Linked DNA regions of Homo sapiens: region 1 is linked to region 2. The links are chromatin contacts, found by Hi-C or POLR2A ChIA-PET in ENCODE. All regions are on one chromosome and are shown on one strand. Each heading gives the region's core, a stretch centred on a gene start or an enhancer-like site at or near the end of the contact. The rest is flanking DNA. Distances are from core to core; before and after follow the strand shown. Region 1 overlaps LATS2 (large tumor suppressor kinase 2). Region 2 holds the start of IFT88 (intraflagellar transport 88).

The links. Hi-C counts contacts between places; a loop is a spot of excess contacts on that map. ChIA-PET counts read pairs that join two places held with the same protein, here RNA polymerase II (POLR2A). Pooled maps may share reads with other maps.
Region 1: a loop to region 2 is called in a pooled map, with 7 times the contacts of the local background. The contact joins the enhancer-like site here to the promoter of IFT88 in region 2. A Hi-C loop is called at or near these places in 4 of 50 pooled maps. POLR2A ChIA-PET finds 5 or more read pairs at or near these places in 2 of 52 experiments (MCF 10A and WTC11).

What each region holds. Positions count from the first base shown.
Region 1 is chr13:21,011,077-21,018,992 of GRCh38, reverse strand. The region is part of intron 2 of LATS2 (large tumor suppressor kinase 2); the gene reads left to right. Among named protein-coding and RNA genes, the nearest start is that of LATS2, 47 kb to the left of the region's middle. RefSeq lists an enhancer at 1,290-1,429. Within about 2 kb of position 1,497, at least 12 of the 41 ENCODE cell types and tissues checked have a DNase peak (open chromatin) inside an H3K27ac peak, as active enhancers do.
Region 2 is chr13:20,561,996-20,569,203 of GRCh38, reverse strand. IFT88 (intraflagellar transport 88) reads right to left here and starts at 2,047. Exons shown (of 26, transcript NM_006531.5): 1 at 1,948-2,047. It overlaps LOC105370103 (a long non-coding RNA gene), which reads left to right and starts at 2,175. Exons shown (of 6, transcript XR_941725.3): 1 at 2,175-2,528; 2 at 3,654-3,703. RefSeq lists silencers at 1,654-1,842, 1,938-2,347.

The sequences.
Region 1 (7,916 bases), core at 248-2,747, 450 kb before region 2:
GGCTGCAGAAAAGTAGAAAGGAAAATTAGTCGTAAAGAGGGACTCGGGTCCAGGCACAGTGGCTCACACCTGTAATCCCAGCACTTGGGGAGGCCAAGGCAGGCGGATTATTTGAGGTCGGGAGTTCAAGACCAGCCTGGCCAAAATGGTGAAACCCTTTCTCTACTAAAAATACAAAAATTAGCTGGGCATGGTGCTGCATGCCTATATACTCAGGAGGCTGAAGCAGGAGAATCACTTGAACCCAGGAGGTGGAGGCTGCAGTCAGCCGTGATCGAGCCACTGCACTCCAGACAGGGCGACAAAGCAAGACAACGTGTCAAAAAAAAAAGAGGGACTCTGAGAAAAGAAGGCTCGGAGAGTCTTGGTATGAAACAGCATGTCACTCTCAGGCACCTGGGTGAAGGACATCAGGGAAGCGACCACAGTCTTCCTGGACCTGCTGCGCAAGCAGGGTGTGGTCTGCCAGGGTGGTCCTGCTTGTCCTTTCATCAAAGGCCAGGTGGACCCAGCTGGAGCCAGCCCTTCCCCTTCTGAACTCTAGCTGCCTCATGCAGTACTTTTCATCTGCCCCAGGGCAGAATTTTGTTTTTCCATGTCAACCCTTGTCTCCTCATCTTGCCAGATGGACAGTAGCATGCCCCTCAGTATTGCCACATACCTCGCCCAACACCCACGTCACAAATGTCCTGTGTAGGGTAGTGTGGTCTGTCCCAAGTCTGAAGGAAACTTGCCTTCACTTATTTTCATACAGTATTTTTTAATTAAGTGTTTACTTTCTAAGTGAATTCTAAGTATTTTACACCTGCCTGAAGGAATGCCTTAGGTTTTAGAGACCTCCTTGAACTGTCAGTTTACATGTATTCTACCTAAAAGTCTCAGATCAAAACTAGCCAGTGATCCTACGTGTTACTGAAGCTGAGTGACATTGATTCAGAAGAATGAAACTAAATTGGCCTCACATTTCCCACTTCCATATGGTAGCTTTAAATTTGGAGGATATAAAGAAAACCATGGCACCTAATTGAAGGGATAGTCTCACATTATTAGTATGAAGAAATGAATCAGGCTGGACATGCTGGTTCACGCCTGTAATCCCAGCACTTTAGGAGGCCAAGGCAGGCGGATCACCTGAGGTCAGGAGTTCAAGACCAGTCTGGCCAACATGGTGAAACCCCATCTCTAGTAAAAATATAAAAATTAGTTGGGTGTGGTGGTGGGCGCCTGTAATTCTAGCTACTTGGGAGGCTGAAGCAGGAGAATCACTTGAACCCCGGAGACGGAGGTTGCAGTGAGCTGAGATGGTGCCACTAACCCCAGCCTGGGTGACAGAGTGAGACTCCATCTCAAAAACAAAAAAAAAAAAAGAAAGAAATGAGTCATCTTTTGAAGGGAAGGCACTGGTTGCTGATGACACCCAAGCATTTTTTAGTGAAGTGGTTTTCAGACTACACAGTAAGATCCTTGAGTAGATCAAATAATCAGTTTTGTGGGTTGCACATAACAATGTAAAGAATCATCCAGGTGTGGTGGCTCATGCCTGTAATCCCTGTACCTTGAGAGGCCGAGGCTGGTGGATCGCTTGAGGCCAGGAGTTTGAGACCAGCCTGGGTAACATAGCAAGACCCCATTTCTACAAAAATTAAAAACAAAAAAAAGAAAAAGGATTGCATCACCTCTATGTAAGGGAAGTGTTTTTATGAAATTGTGAGTCATAGTACAAAAGAAAAAAACTACCAAACATCAGTAAAACACAGCTCTAGATAGAATGCTAACTTTTTCTGCACAGTTGGATGATTAATGGCTATCGTCCGTTTTATTTCACTGTGCTGGCTGCCATTCAAGTGCCAGGCGCTTTGTTCATGGCTGGTCACCTCCAGTAACCACCACTGGGATGCTTCCCAGTCCTTAGAAATCTGGGTAAGAAGCACTAATGAAGATGAATTTGTTTCCGGTTCTGCCATATTTTCCTCTGTGGGAGTTGTTATGAATGTTTTTTTCTCATAAGTGATTTGATGCTGTAATCCCTCTTATGTCTGAGAACAGATGCATGGCCATGGATCGGGCAAGTTGGTTTTACTTATCTTTGGGGAACCGGACTTAACAACAGGAACAAGGTAGGCAGTTAAGGACTCTGCCGTGATAAAGAGAGTTAGTTCAGGTGTTGTGTGGAGTTTTATTAGTGAGAGGTTTTCTGATGAATTTCACAGTGGGAAATTAACAAATCAGTTGCCTGCCCTTGGTTTGGAAAAGCACTTGGTTTTTGCTCTGGGTTGCCTGAGAGGCTGCTCTTGGCGCCTTGGTATTTGCAGCAGAGAGCTGCTGTTTCCTGGGGGTTGGCTGGGGTGAAGTGTAAGAAATTTCATATCAAGTCTCTTAGAGAGCTTTCTGGCCGTTTTTAAAGGAATGAACTGGCTGAGCATGGTGGTTCATACCTGTAATTCCAGCACTTTGGGAGGCCGAGGCAGGCAGATCACTTGAGGTCAGCAGTTTGAGACCAGCTTGGCCAACATAGTGAAACCCTGTCTCTACTAAAAATACAAAAATTAGGCATGGTGGTATGTACCTATAATCCCAGTTACTCAGGAGGCTGAGGCAGGAGAATTGCTTGAACCTGGGAGGCTGAGGTTGCAGTGAGCCGAGATCACGCCACTGTACTGAGCCTGGGTGACAGAGCAAGAGTCTGTCTCAAAAAAAATAAAAATAGGCCGGGTACGCTGTCTCATGCCTGTAATCCCAGCACTTTGGGAGGCCAAGGTAGGTGAATCACCTGAAGTCAGGAGTTCAAGACCAGCCTGGCCAACATGGTGAAACCCCGTCTCTACAAAAATAAAAATTAGCTGGGCATGATGGCGAGTGCCTATAATCTCAGCTACTCGGGAGACTGAGGTGAGAGAATCGCTTGAACCCAGGAGGCGGAGGTTGCAGTGAGCCGAGATCATACCACTGCACTCCAGCCTGAGTGACAGAGTGAGAGTCTGTCTCAAAAAAATAGGCCAAGCGTGGTGGTTCACGCCTGTAATCCCAACACTTTGGGAGGCCGAGGTGGGCAAATCACCTGAGGTCAGGAGTTCAAGACCAGCCTGACCAACATGGTGAAACCCCATGTCTACAAAAATACAAAAATTAGCTGGGCATGATGCTGGGTGCCCATAATCCCAGCTACTCGGGAGGCTGAGACGAGAGAATCGCTTGAACCTGGGAGGCGGAGGTTGCAGTTAGCAGAGGTCGCGCCATTGCACTCCAGCCTGGGTGACAGAGTGAGACTCCGTCTCAAAAATAAATAAATAAATAAAATGAGGGATGAACTGATATAAAGAGGTAAATGGAGCTTTTTGCAAACTGCTGGTTGTAAAAAATCAAATTAATTTTTCACAGTTCCCCAAATCCTATTTAAAACAACTACCTAGGAAACTTTTAAAAGTTGGGCATTAGTGAAGCCAAATTATTTTGCTTATCTTCTTATGACAAGTTTATGAGTAAGTTTTCCTTGGGTTTTGTGGTGAATCAGTGTGTGTAGTATGGATAATTATACAGTTAGCTGTTCTTAACTATGTATTGGACATGTCTTTAAATACACAGCAGAAATTGTGCCACAAGGGAGTATGATGTCCAGTCCCCACTAGGGTCCTGGTCCTTCGTGTGTCTGCAGTGTGAGCCTTCTTCCAGGGCAGGATCCTGACAGTCACAACAAAACAGCCCAAATCCCACTCACACCAGAGGCTGATGGCAGAACCCTTCAGAAAAAAAGATTTGATGATGGAAGAAGAGTAAGAAAATGTGTATCTAACCATTCATGAGAAAGTACAGGATAGCTCATTTCAATAGGAATCTAAATATTACTGGACCAAGAGAGTTATACAGTTTCCCTGGAACACTGTGCATGTGACACTCAAGAAGAATTCTGTATCAGTGTTAGTCATTGCCTCAGCCCACACGTGAGTGCCAGCAGTGCCAGGCCATGTGTTGGACCCCAGGGATACGGCGGTGAGCGCACTAGGCCTGGCCTGCCCTCCCGGAGCTCACAGTTGAGGCTCATCAACCTGCCAACAAACATGCTGTCAGTACCTCCTTTCAAAACTAACGTGTCATAAAGCAGACAAGATCTTAGAATAGTTTAAATCATCCCAGCTGGAAAAAGAAGGTTGCATGGTATTTGTGAGTTTTGAGAAAGGAGTTTCCATTTGGTTGAATCTGTAAACTTAAACCACTCAACAAACATTCTTTTTTAAAAAGGTATCATATTTCTTCTTTCCTTGACCCTGTGATGTTTATTTTTGTTGCTCACATTGGACTTTCAGGCTGATGGCAGCAGTGCTGGCTGCATAAACAGATTTTTCCACTTCAGTGAAATCAGCAGAGCTTGTTTCAGTTGCTGCATGGATGGTCAGCGTCGTTCCTTCTCATGTCCTCCTAGCATCCATCCTCAGCATTGCCATAAAACCTTCCTGGTGTGTAGTTTTCTAAAAAAATATTATCTAGCATATACATTTCACTCAGAAATACTTCCTTTATGGCAGTTCCTTAGCCAAGGCCGTGCTTTATTCATACTTCAGGATCAGCTAAGCCAAACCACGGTGGCAGTGAGGAGTGGGTCCTTTGGTTTGTTGACCCTGGTTGTCAGGGCTGTCTTTGGCTCATGTGTCTCTGTATTGAGATGTGGTTTAGCCTGAGAGAGTGGCCGGCTGCAATGCTAATTGTCCTCCCTGGTTTGCTGGCATCTGTGGGAGAACAAGAAGAAAAGGCCTTGGGTTTGGGAGAGCCCTGTCATCCATCTGGAGTGACCTGGGAGTGACCTGCGCGCCTTTCCCCCTGCCCCCGACTCATATTACCCTGTTCTTGTTCTTTTTAAAAATACTTTTATCTGTTTTTCCTACATTCTTTGGCATTTTAATCTCCCTCCCTTCCTTTCCTCCTTCCTTCCTTCCCTCTCTTTGTTTCTCTCTCCTTCTTCCTCCTCCTCCTCTTCCTCCTCTTCTCTTCCTCCTCTTCTTCTTCTTCTTTCTTCTTCTTTTGTTTTCAAGTTGGGGGTCTTGCTCTGTTGCCCAGGCTGGAGTACAGTGGTGCAATCATAGCTCACTGCAGCCTCAATCTCCTGGGCTCAAGCGATCCTCCCATCTTAGCCTCTTGAGTAGCTGGGACCACAGGCATGTGTGGTCACACCTGGCTAATTCCTTTTTAAATTGTTTTGTAGAGACGGGGTCTTGCTGTGTTGCCCAGGATGGCCTCAAACTCCAGGCCTCAAGTGATCCTCCTGCCTCAGGCTCCTTAAGTGCTGGGATTGCAGGCTCGAGCCGCTGCACCTGGCCCTTATTTTATTTTTAAGTGATCTGTACAAATTTATTGGGAGGACAAGAAAAAGGACATTTCAGAGAGTAAATAAAGAGAACGTTCCAACATAAACGGGAAAGGGATGTAGATAACATGGAACTCTGTCAAGCCCTTTAAACAAAGGCCAGGACTTTCTACCTTGCTGTGTGCAGCCTTCCAAGTAACCCTACCATTGCCTTTCCTGGCCGTTTGGATCTTCTCTACAGAAAATTGGACTTTTTCCACAGACTCTGGAATCAGCAAACACTAATTTTTACTTTTATAAGGTATAATCATTAATATTCCCTCATGCACATTAGTCATAGTCCAAGAAATGAGATTATTATTAGGCATCGAGCCAGGATAAGTACTGAGCCAGGACAGCTGTCAGGTCCAATTGGGCAGAACATGCAAGGCTGTAACTGGTGAGCAGCTGTTGGTAACCTGGGAGGCAGCCTGCTTCATGGTCACCATAGCGGATGGGCCTAACTCACCTAAGCAGGCAAGCACATGAGAACCTTCATATACAAGAACCTACCCCAGCACCAGGGTGGCATGCCCATGAGCACAGGGATGTTCATCTGCTCTGTCACCACTGCATCCCCAGTGCTTAGAACAGAGCCTTACACTGCTTGGTATTCCTCAGCACTGAATGAAGGAAATATTACATCAGAGACCATGAAGTTACTGAGTTGGAAAAGGTCTCAATACCTTAACTAATTGCTTTGCAATAGAAACAAGTACTTGGAGCATTTTCTCTTCCCACCTCCTTACCTCTCCTCTTTCATCCATGTTATCTTTGTAACTTTAGGTAAAAAGCTAATCTATTTTAGCCTCAGTTTGTTCATCTTTGAAATGTGGTTAGGAACCCTTATTTCCTAGGAGGTGGGGGGGGGGTGTGATTCACCCAATCACCCACAGCTTCTCGCACAGCTCCCGCCCTGTGCTAGCGCTGTTCATTCCATCTTCCTCTCTTTCTGCTCGTTCCCTTAAAAAATCTGCAAAGCGCTTATACCATACTTGTTTACCATCCAACAAAGCCATGAATAGCATTTTCTAGGAGAAAAGAATCATAAGATAGGAACACTACTAGGTAGAAAATTTGACTAGAAAAGGTCCTAGTGAATGAAACACCTGGTAATAAATACAGTCAAGTGCCGCATAACGATGTTTCGGGCAACCACGGGCCACATGTATGATGATGGTCCCATGAGATTGTGATGGAGCTGGAAAATTCCTATTAGCTAATGGCTTTGTAGCTGTAACTTCATAGTCCAACTCTTACTTACGCATGTGTGGTTTATGTTGGTGTAAACAAACCTACAGCACTGGGCACTGCTGGTCTTTTAAAGTGTCCAGTAATGTCCTAGGCCTTGACATTCCCTCACCACTCACTCACTCACTCACCCTCCACAACTTCCAGTCCCTACAGGCTCCATTCATGTTAAGTGTCCTATATAGATATGCATTTTTTTTAATCTTTTATATGATATTTTTACATTATCTTTTCTATGTTTAGAGATGTTTAGATAAACACTATTCTGTTACAGTTGCCTACAGTATTCACTACAATCTCAGGCTGTGCAACAGGTGTTTGAATAACATGCTTCATTTAAGATCATTTTGTTATAGCGTTGATGAGAAAAAAAAATGATTCCTGGCCAGGGCCACTGTGTGGAGTTTGCACATTCTCCCTCTGTATGGTAAAATTGGTTTTGTTAGACATCATTTTGCTTAAACTTGCAGGTTTCCAAGAACATAATGATGATGTTAAGTGAGGACTGTACTGGTTTGTAGCCAGGAACAATATGCTATACCATCTAGCCTAGGTGTGTAGGGGGCTGTAGCATCTAGGTTTGTGTAAGTACACTCTATGATGTTCACACAACAACGAAATCACCTAATGATGAATTTCTCAAAAGATATCCCCATATTTAAGGAATGCATGACTGTATTAATACATTCTATCATTTTTGAAACTCTGTTAAGTCTACAACAGCCAGCTGGTATTTTGCCCCTATATTTTCCAGAGTCAGGAAAGAAGCAGAATAGATTTTTTAAATTCCTAGGCCAAGGCAAAGTCTCCACCAGTAGCATGTGATGAGAACACTGTTCAGTCATCCATCACATGGTGTCACTCAGCCATGCAAAATTACCATTTTCTCAGAGAAAGTGTTGCTGGACCTGAGGAACTGTAAAGTATATTTTCTGCTTTTTAGTTTCCTAGCTCTCTGCCACTTGTGGGTACAGTGACCAGTTTAAAAACAGGAGTTTCCTAGCATGAGAAATATATGTCTAGATCATTTGTAGCAAAGTATCAGAGTCCAGATTTCATGGAGGTCTAAGGCCTGTGGATTGGGTGGAGGGGACCTGCGGATCCCAACTTTCATCCAGAAGTTGATACATACTCACCTTCTTTAGTAGCTAGTTTCAGTTTTTGATTCAGGACAAGTGAGGAAAAGCAGGTATTTCAAAATACTGCCAAGAAAGAGATGAGAGGAGGTAGAAACGGCCATGGTCCTGATATAAGATGATTTGATGGTTAATTGGCATGCATTTCTGCAAAAATCAACATGCCACCATCACTATGAGGTAGCTACCATTAC
Region 2 (7,208 bases), core at 798-3,297:
CTAAGGTCAAGAATATTTATACCTATGCTTTTTTTCTAACAGTTTTAGCTCTTATATTTAGGTCATTGATCCATTTTGAGTTAATTTCTCATTACTTTTTGAAGATGAAAATTAACTACTATGAGGGCAAATGTCACCCACATAGAAATGGCATTCCAAAATAGCTTCAAAAGGTTATTAAAAGGGCCAGGCGTCGTGGCTCACGCTTGTAATCCCAACACTCTGGGAGGCCGAGGCGGGCGGATCACGAGGTCAGGAGATCGAGACCATCCTGGCTAACACGGTGAAACCCCGTCTCTACTAAAAATACAAAAAATTAGCTGGGCATGGTGGCGGGCGCCTGTAGTCCCAGCTACTCGGGAGGCTGAGGCAGGAGAATGGCATGAACCCGGGAGGCGGAGCTTGCAGTAAACCGAGATTGCCGCCACTGCACTCCAGCCTGGGCAACAGAGCGTGCGACTCCGTCTCAAAAAGAAAAAAAAAGGTATTAAAAGTCACTGGTAAAAGATATATAAAATATTTTTAATTAAAAGCTTTAGCTCAGATAATACTAAACCAGTGGTTCTTAAACCCAAGTGATGCTGAGGCTACTGGTCTGGGGACCACTTTGAGAACCACTATTCTGAACCATAATTTCTGATTATGAACCCTATTTAAGTCAGCTTAGTTGACACATAAGTTATAGAAGGAAGCAACTTTTAGAATGAGAAATCCTTTCTGCTAGGTTGTAACCAGATTTTTAAAAGGTTTGACTTGAGACTTTAGTTGAATAGACATCTTGTGGAACATACAAATATTAAAAGATGTGGAAAGTGAGGCCAGGAAAGTTGAAGGGAATCAAGCATGGCTAATAGCTATGGGTGGCAGAACAACTGTTGTTATACAACCCAGGGTTTCTGGATTCTCCAGGCAATTTCCAAAGCAGCTTATACATGTAACAAACTTTTCCATGTTGAAATAATCTGGGGATGATGCCACCTATGTTTAATATAAATCAAATGCTGGCAAAACCTTTTTTTTTTTTAAGTGAAAGGTATGTTTTTTAATACTCTTCTACTGACTATGGACAGTCTACTTCAAGCTTTTCCAACCCCGGCCCGCACGTGGCACAGGACGGCTTTGAATGTGGCCCAACACAAATTCGTAAACTTTCTGGAAGCATTATGAGATTCTTTTTTGCGATTTTTTTTAAAGCTCATCGGCTACCTTAGTGTTTGTGAATTTCATGTGTGGCCCAAGACAATTCTTCTTCCGATGTGGCCCAGGGAAGCCAAAGATTGGACACCCTTGGTCTACTTCCAAGAAGCCTACTGCAGTTTCTCGAAAAAAAAAAAACAAACAAAAAAAACTCACAACCAGAAAATCGGACTAGTAAAAGTGTAATTTTAGGCTTAGAAAGAATCTTGGGACAACAGTACTTCACGTTTTTGGAATGTTTCCATCTTTGTGAGGCTAAGTACCGCTTTCTGCATTGTTGTGTACTTTTATCTTCATTCCTGATTCAACTTTCATCAGGCAATTTGAAGTGCTTCACCTAACAAGAAAATTAAAGAGCGATGTGCACCATCTCTGCTGTGCGATTCCAGAGCTGGCGCAGTAATCTAACTGGGTTTTAAGTTTCCCCGTCAGGCGTGACTGGGACTTGGGACATCGCCAAGCGGTCAGCGACGCCCGTCCCAGTTCAGAGGAGCAAGAAAAGCCTGTGAGCTGGGGACACCGATGTGAGAAACAACGCCCGCGTTTCTGAGTAGACAACTCGGGAGCCTGAGGAAGAAAAGCAGGGGCAGGCCGAGTCCATCTGGGGCCCCGCCTCAGACCGCCCCGGGGCCGACAGGGGCGGGCAGGAGACGGGCGAAGAGGCCCTCGGCGGGATGCGCCACACAGGACGCCGCAGGGGCACGGCTGCCAGGGGCCCTGAGGCACTAGGCCCCAGCGCCCTTCTCCTACCTCACGCTGAGGGAAGCGGGCGACAGTTATTCGGGCCCAGGGACGACGCAGCGGTTGGCCAAAGCGCGACGCCGAGCCGTTGCCAAGCGCGGAATCCAAGGAAGCCGCTCCCACAGTCCTCCGCGCGGGGGCGGGCGGGGCCGGAAGCGCGGGGGCGGGAGAGAGCGCGGCGGGAAGGGGGTGGTGCGGGAGGCCTGGGGAAGTGGGTGGGGGCGGAGAACGGCGGGTCAGAGAGAAGGCAGCCCGGTCCCCCTCAGTGGAAGGGAGTGGCGGTGGGCGGAGGGTGTTGAGGGGACGGTGCCAGCGGCTTGCGGGAAGCCGGGCGATGCGGGTAGAACGGTGGAGGAGAGGGCAGGGAGGCCGGGGCCTCCCGTGGAACGGAACCGGGGGGTTGGGAGGCTGGGGGCGGCCTGTGTGAAGGGGGCGGGGAGGGAAAGGCTCGCGGCCAGTAGATGCAGGAGGGAGGAGGGCCTAGAGGGGCTCCGGGCTGGCGGCCTCTGTGAGGAAGGGGAAGGATATGGAACCAAGATCCTTTAAATCCTGATGAACTCATCCGTAAAGCAGATGCCCAAAGGATGATAGTAAGCTTACTGTGACATAACTCCCGGAGCCGCAGCACGAGCCTTGTGAACCTTGGAAGCCCGTTTTCCGCGCAGTCACTAACTCGCTTAGTCACCCTGTGTAAAAGTTATTCTGGGATGACACCTGCCTGGGAAGTCTCACCTTTCCCCCCACCTCCTCCTGTCTGCGTATTGTTCTGTAGCACCCCGTGCGCACCTTGATTGTAGCGCTTAAGGTGTCCGTTTTATTTACTAGACAGGGATTGAACCATTGTGTCCCAACCACCTAGAACCTGGGTCATAGTGTAAAGCTTAATCAATGTAATATAAATGGGGGAATTAAATTCATAATTGTTTAATGTTTAAGTTTTGTCTTAAATTTTAAAAGTAAATGTTGGGGATGGAGGGGAGGGACAGAGGGAGTCTAAAGACACCAGTAATTAATGAGTTTTTATAAAATAAGTAGTGTTGGCCGGGCGCAGTGGCTCATGCCTATAATCCCAGCACTTTGGGAGGCTGAGGCTGGCGGATCACCTGAGGTGAGGAGTTGGAGACCAGCCTGGCCAACGTGGTGAAACCCTGTCTCTACTAAAAATACAAAAATTAGCCCGGCGAGGTGGCAGGCGCCTGTAATAAATCCCAGCTACTCAGGAGGCTAAGGCAGGAGAATCTCTTGAACCCAGGAGGTAGAGGTTGCAGTGAGCCAAGATGGTGGTATTGCACTCCAGCCTGGGTGACAAGAGCGAAACTCCATCCAAAAAAAGAAAAAACATAGTGTTGGGGGACAATTCTCCATGGGTCACCTGCACTTTCCCGTGTTTTGTGAGCAGAGACACTGACTGCCTTTGTTCTGGAGTACTATGATAGCTGGTATTTTTTAAGATGTGATTAACAGTTAAATTAGACTTGAGTAAAGCAGTTGGTCCTCCACAAGGTGGGTTGGCCTCATCCCGTCAAGGGAAGGTCATAAGAGAAAAGACTAAGGTCCTCTGAGGAAGAAGGAATCCTGCCCCCAGACTGCCTTCAGCTCTTTCCTGGGTCTCTAACTTGACCTACAAATTTTAGGCTTGCCAGCATTATAAATAAAGTTTTGGTGCCGCAAAAGAAATAGCACTCAACTATAAAATTTTCTTTTTTCCTTCTCAGCAAGGCAATTTACTTCTATAGAAGGGTGCGCCCTCACAGATGGAGCAATGGTGAGCACACACCTGGACAAGGGAGGCGAAGGGGTTTTTATTCCTGACGCTTGTGGCACCTGCTGCTGTGTCCTTCCCCTGTTGGCTAAGGTTAGACGGCACAGGCTAAACTAATTCTGATTGACTAATTTAAAGAGAGTGACCGGGTAAGTGGTTTGGTGGGAAAAATAGTTATGGCAGAGCAGGAAATCGGAATGAGTCAGGGTGGAGAATGAGTCAGGGCAGAGCAGGTAATCAGAATGAGTCAGGGTGGAGCAGGTAGTTGAAAAAGATTGCTTTACGAGGAAGTTAAGCTTTTTTTGTTTTGTTTTGTTTTTTTTAATTGAGACAGAGTCTCGCTCTATAGCCTAGACTGGAGTGCAGTGGCGGCATCTCGGCTCACTGCAAGCTCTGCCTCCTGGGTTTGCTCCATTCTCCTGCCTAAGCCTCCCGAGTAGCTGGGACTACAGGTGCCCGCCACCACACCCGGCTTATTTTTTGTATTTTTAGTAGAGATGGATTTCACCGTGTTAGGATGGCCTCCATCTCCTGACTTCATGATCTTCCCGCCTCGGCCTCCTGGGATTACAGGTGTGAGCCACCGCATCTGGCCAGAAGTTAAGTTTAAAAGTAGAAGACAAAGAATTGAACATACTGACATTGATTCTTCGAAGAGAAATTTAGAACTCATATCTAACACCAGCCTCCAATTGATTGAGCCAATTCCTTCAAATAAATCTCTCTCTGCAATATGCATCCTATTGGATCTGTTTCTGTAGGGAATTCTGATTAATATACCCTTTCAAGGAACAGCTTTGGAAGATTAAGATAATTGTCTGCTTCTGGAACAAAAGACAGGTTTGTTGCTGTTCAGTTTAATAAAGAGAGTGTCACCTTCTGGGGCAAAGGCTGAGCATGTTGGCTTGCAGTTCACTGTTCAAGACTGGGCTTTCCTAAACTTGGTGTACCTGGGCGGTAAAACCAATCACATGTGCAGCATCCACCTGGACTGTCCCCATGGGACTTGGAAGGGAAAGGGGAACCGAAGGGAATATGAAGCCCAGGCTACTGGCTGTGCTGTGAAAAATAAAGCCCTTTCTCTCTGACTCAGGTGTTTTCTGCCATCATTTGTGGAGCTGTTAGATGAGCTTGTTAGCTTGCAAGTAGGGTAAAATCTAACATGATTCTGAATAGTATCTAGCCATACTATACCCAGCTCATAGCAGTTGTTCCAAGAAATATTTGTTGAATTAATTAGTGAATACCGGGGAGCCTTATTTCAAGTTACTGTCCCTCTATAGACACAATTTCCATTATCTCTGGATCTCCAAACTGTAAATTTTCAGTCTCCTCAAAAAAATCTTTTTAATTAGAAACAAATTCAAGTTACTTCAACTTGGTTACTTTTTTTTTTTTTTTTTTGAGACAGAGTCTCACTCTGTAACCCAGGCTGGAGTGCACTGGCACCATCTCAGCTCACTGCAACCTCTGCCTCCCGGGTACAAATGATTCTCCTGCCTCAGCCTCCTGAGTAGCTGGGACTACAGGCATAAGCCAGCACACCCAGCTATTGTTTGTATTTTTAGTAGAAATGGGGTTTCACCATGTTGGCCAGGCTGGTCTCGAACTCCTGACCTCTTGTGATCTGCCCGCCTCTGCCTCCCAAAGTGCTGAGGTTACAGGCGTGAGCCACCGCACCCGGCCTCAACTTGGTTGCTCTTTGGGTGTGATACAGTTACTTGCCCAGGGAGTGCTCATTCACCTTCATTTTAAACATCATTATGTAGCTAGCATTTAATGAACACACCTATTATTGCCAGGCAAAATGTTAGGGTCACCTAGCTTATATTACTGAAATTCAAGCTCCACAGAGAATGGGCGTTTTTGTCTTTTTTGTTCTAGACTGTATCTCCAGTACTTAGAAAAGTGCCTGGAACTAGTTGACTCTCAATAATTGTTAATCGAATGAATTGTCAGGACTTGTAATTAATTATATAGAGAGTTGGGGGTGAATGGGTAGTAAGCAGCAAGCATGAATCCCAAGTTTGGCATGAGTAATGGGATGAATGCTAGCACCATGTATTACCATGGAGAATACTGGAGGAGATGCAAGTTTGAGAGAGAAAATGAGTTTAGTTTTGAATATGTTGAGTTTCAGATGCCTGTAAAATATGCAAATAGAGATGTTGACTAGGCAGCTGCTGAGTATATACAATTGTATTAATAAAGCTCAGAGAAAAGATCCTCAGGCCTGGTATGGTGGCTCACATCTGTACCTGCACTTCGGTGCCAAGGTGGGAGGATTGCTTGAGGCCAGGAGTCCAAGACCAGCCTGGGCAGCATAGCAAGACCCTGTCTCTACATATAAATAAAAATGAGCCAGGTGTGATGGTCCACACCTGTAGTCTTAGCTACTCAGGAGGCTGAGGCAGGAGGATCCCTTGAGCCCAGGAGTTTGGAAGCTGTGTTGAGCCATGATCATGCCACTGCACTCCAGCCTGGACAACAGAGTGAGACTCTATCTCTTAAAAAGAAAAAGAGGCCAGGTGCGGTGGCTGACACCTGTAATCCCAGCACTTTGGGAGGCCGAGGTGGGCGGATCATGAGGTCAGGAGTTTGAGACCAGCTTGGCCCACAAGGTAAAACCCCATGCCTACTAAAAATACAAAAATTAGCCAGGCATGGTGGCACATGCCTGTAGTCCCAGCTACTCAGAAGGTTGAGGCAGAAGAATCACTGGAACCTGGGAAGTTGCAGTGAGCCAAGATCGCGCCACTGCACTCTAGCCTGGGCAACAGAGCGAGACTCTGTCTAAAAAAAAAAAAAAAGAAAAAAGAAAAAGAAAGATCCTGTCTAGAGATACACACTTGTTATCCACTAGCTCCTAAAACATGGATTTAAGCGTAGGAGTGAGTGAGATTGCTTACAGTGAAGGAGGATATAGAGGAGAGTCTAAAATTGAGTAATGAAAAAGTAATATTTAAAGATTTTGTAGGCCGGGCGCGGTGGCTCACACCTGTAATCCCAGCACTTTGGGAGGCCGAGGCAGGCGGATCATGAGGTCAGGAGATCAGACCATCCTGGCTAACATGGTGAAACCCCATCTCTACTAAAAATACAAAAAATTAGCCAGGCATGGTGGTGCGCGCCTGTAGTCCCAGCTACTCGGGAGGCTGAGGCAGGAGAATCATGTGAACCCGGGAGGCGGAGGTTGCAGTGAGCTGATATTGTGTGACTGCTCTCCAGCCTGGGCAACAGAGTGAGACTCCGACTCAAAAAAAAAAGAAAAAAAAGATTTTGTAGAAGAGGAGCCCCTAATGATTCTGTTTAATGGTCAGACATATTTGAGCAAAACCAGGAAAGTGAAGGTAATGGAAGCTAAAGGAAGAAAATGTGTCATTTGAATTCTGGCACTCTGAATTAGAAAACAAAAAAGTCAAAAAGGAGGGAGTGACGACCGTGTTGTATGCCCAGGAAAGGTCAAGTAAGTTGAACCAAAGACATTTCATGTTCTTTAGCCATATGA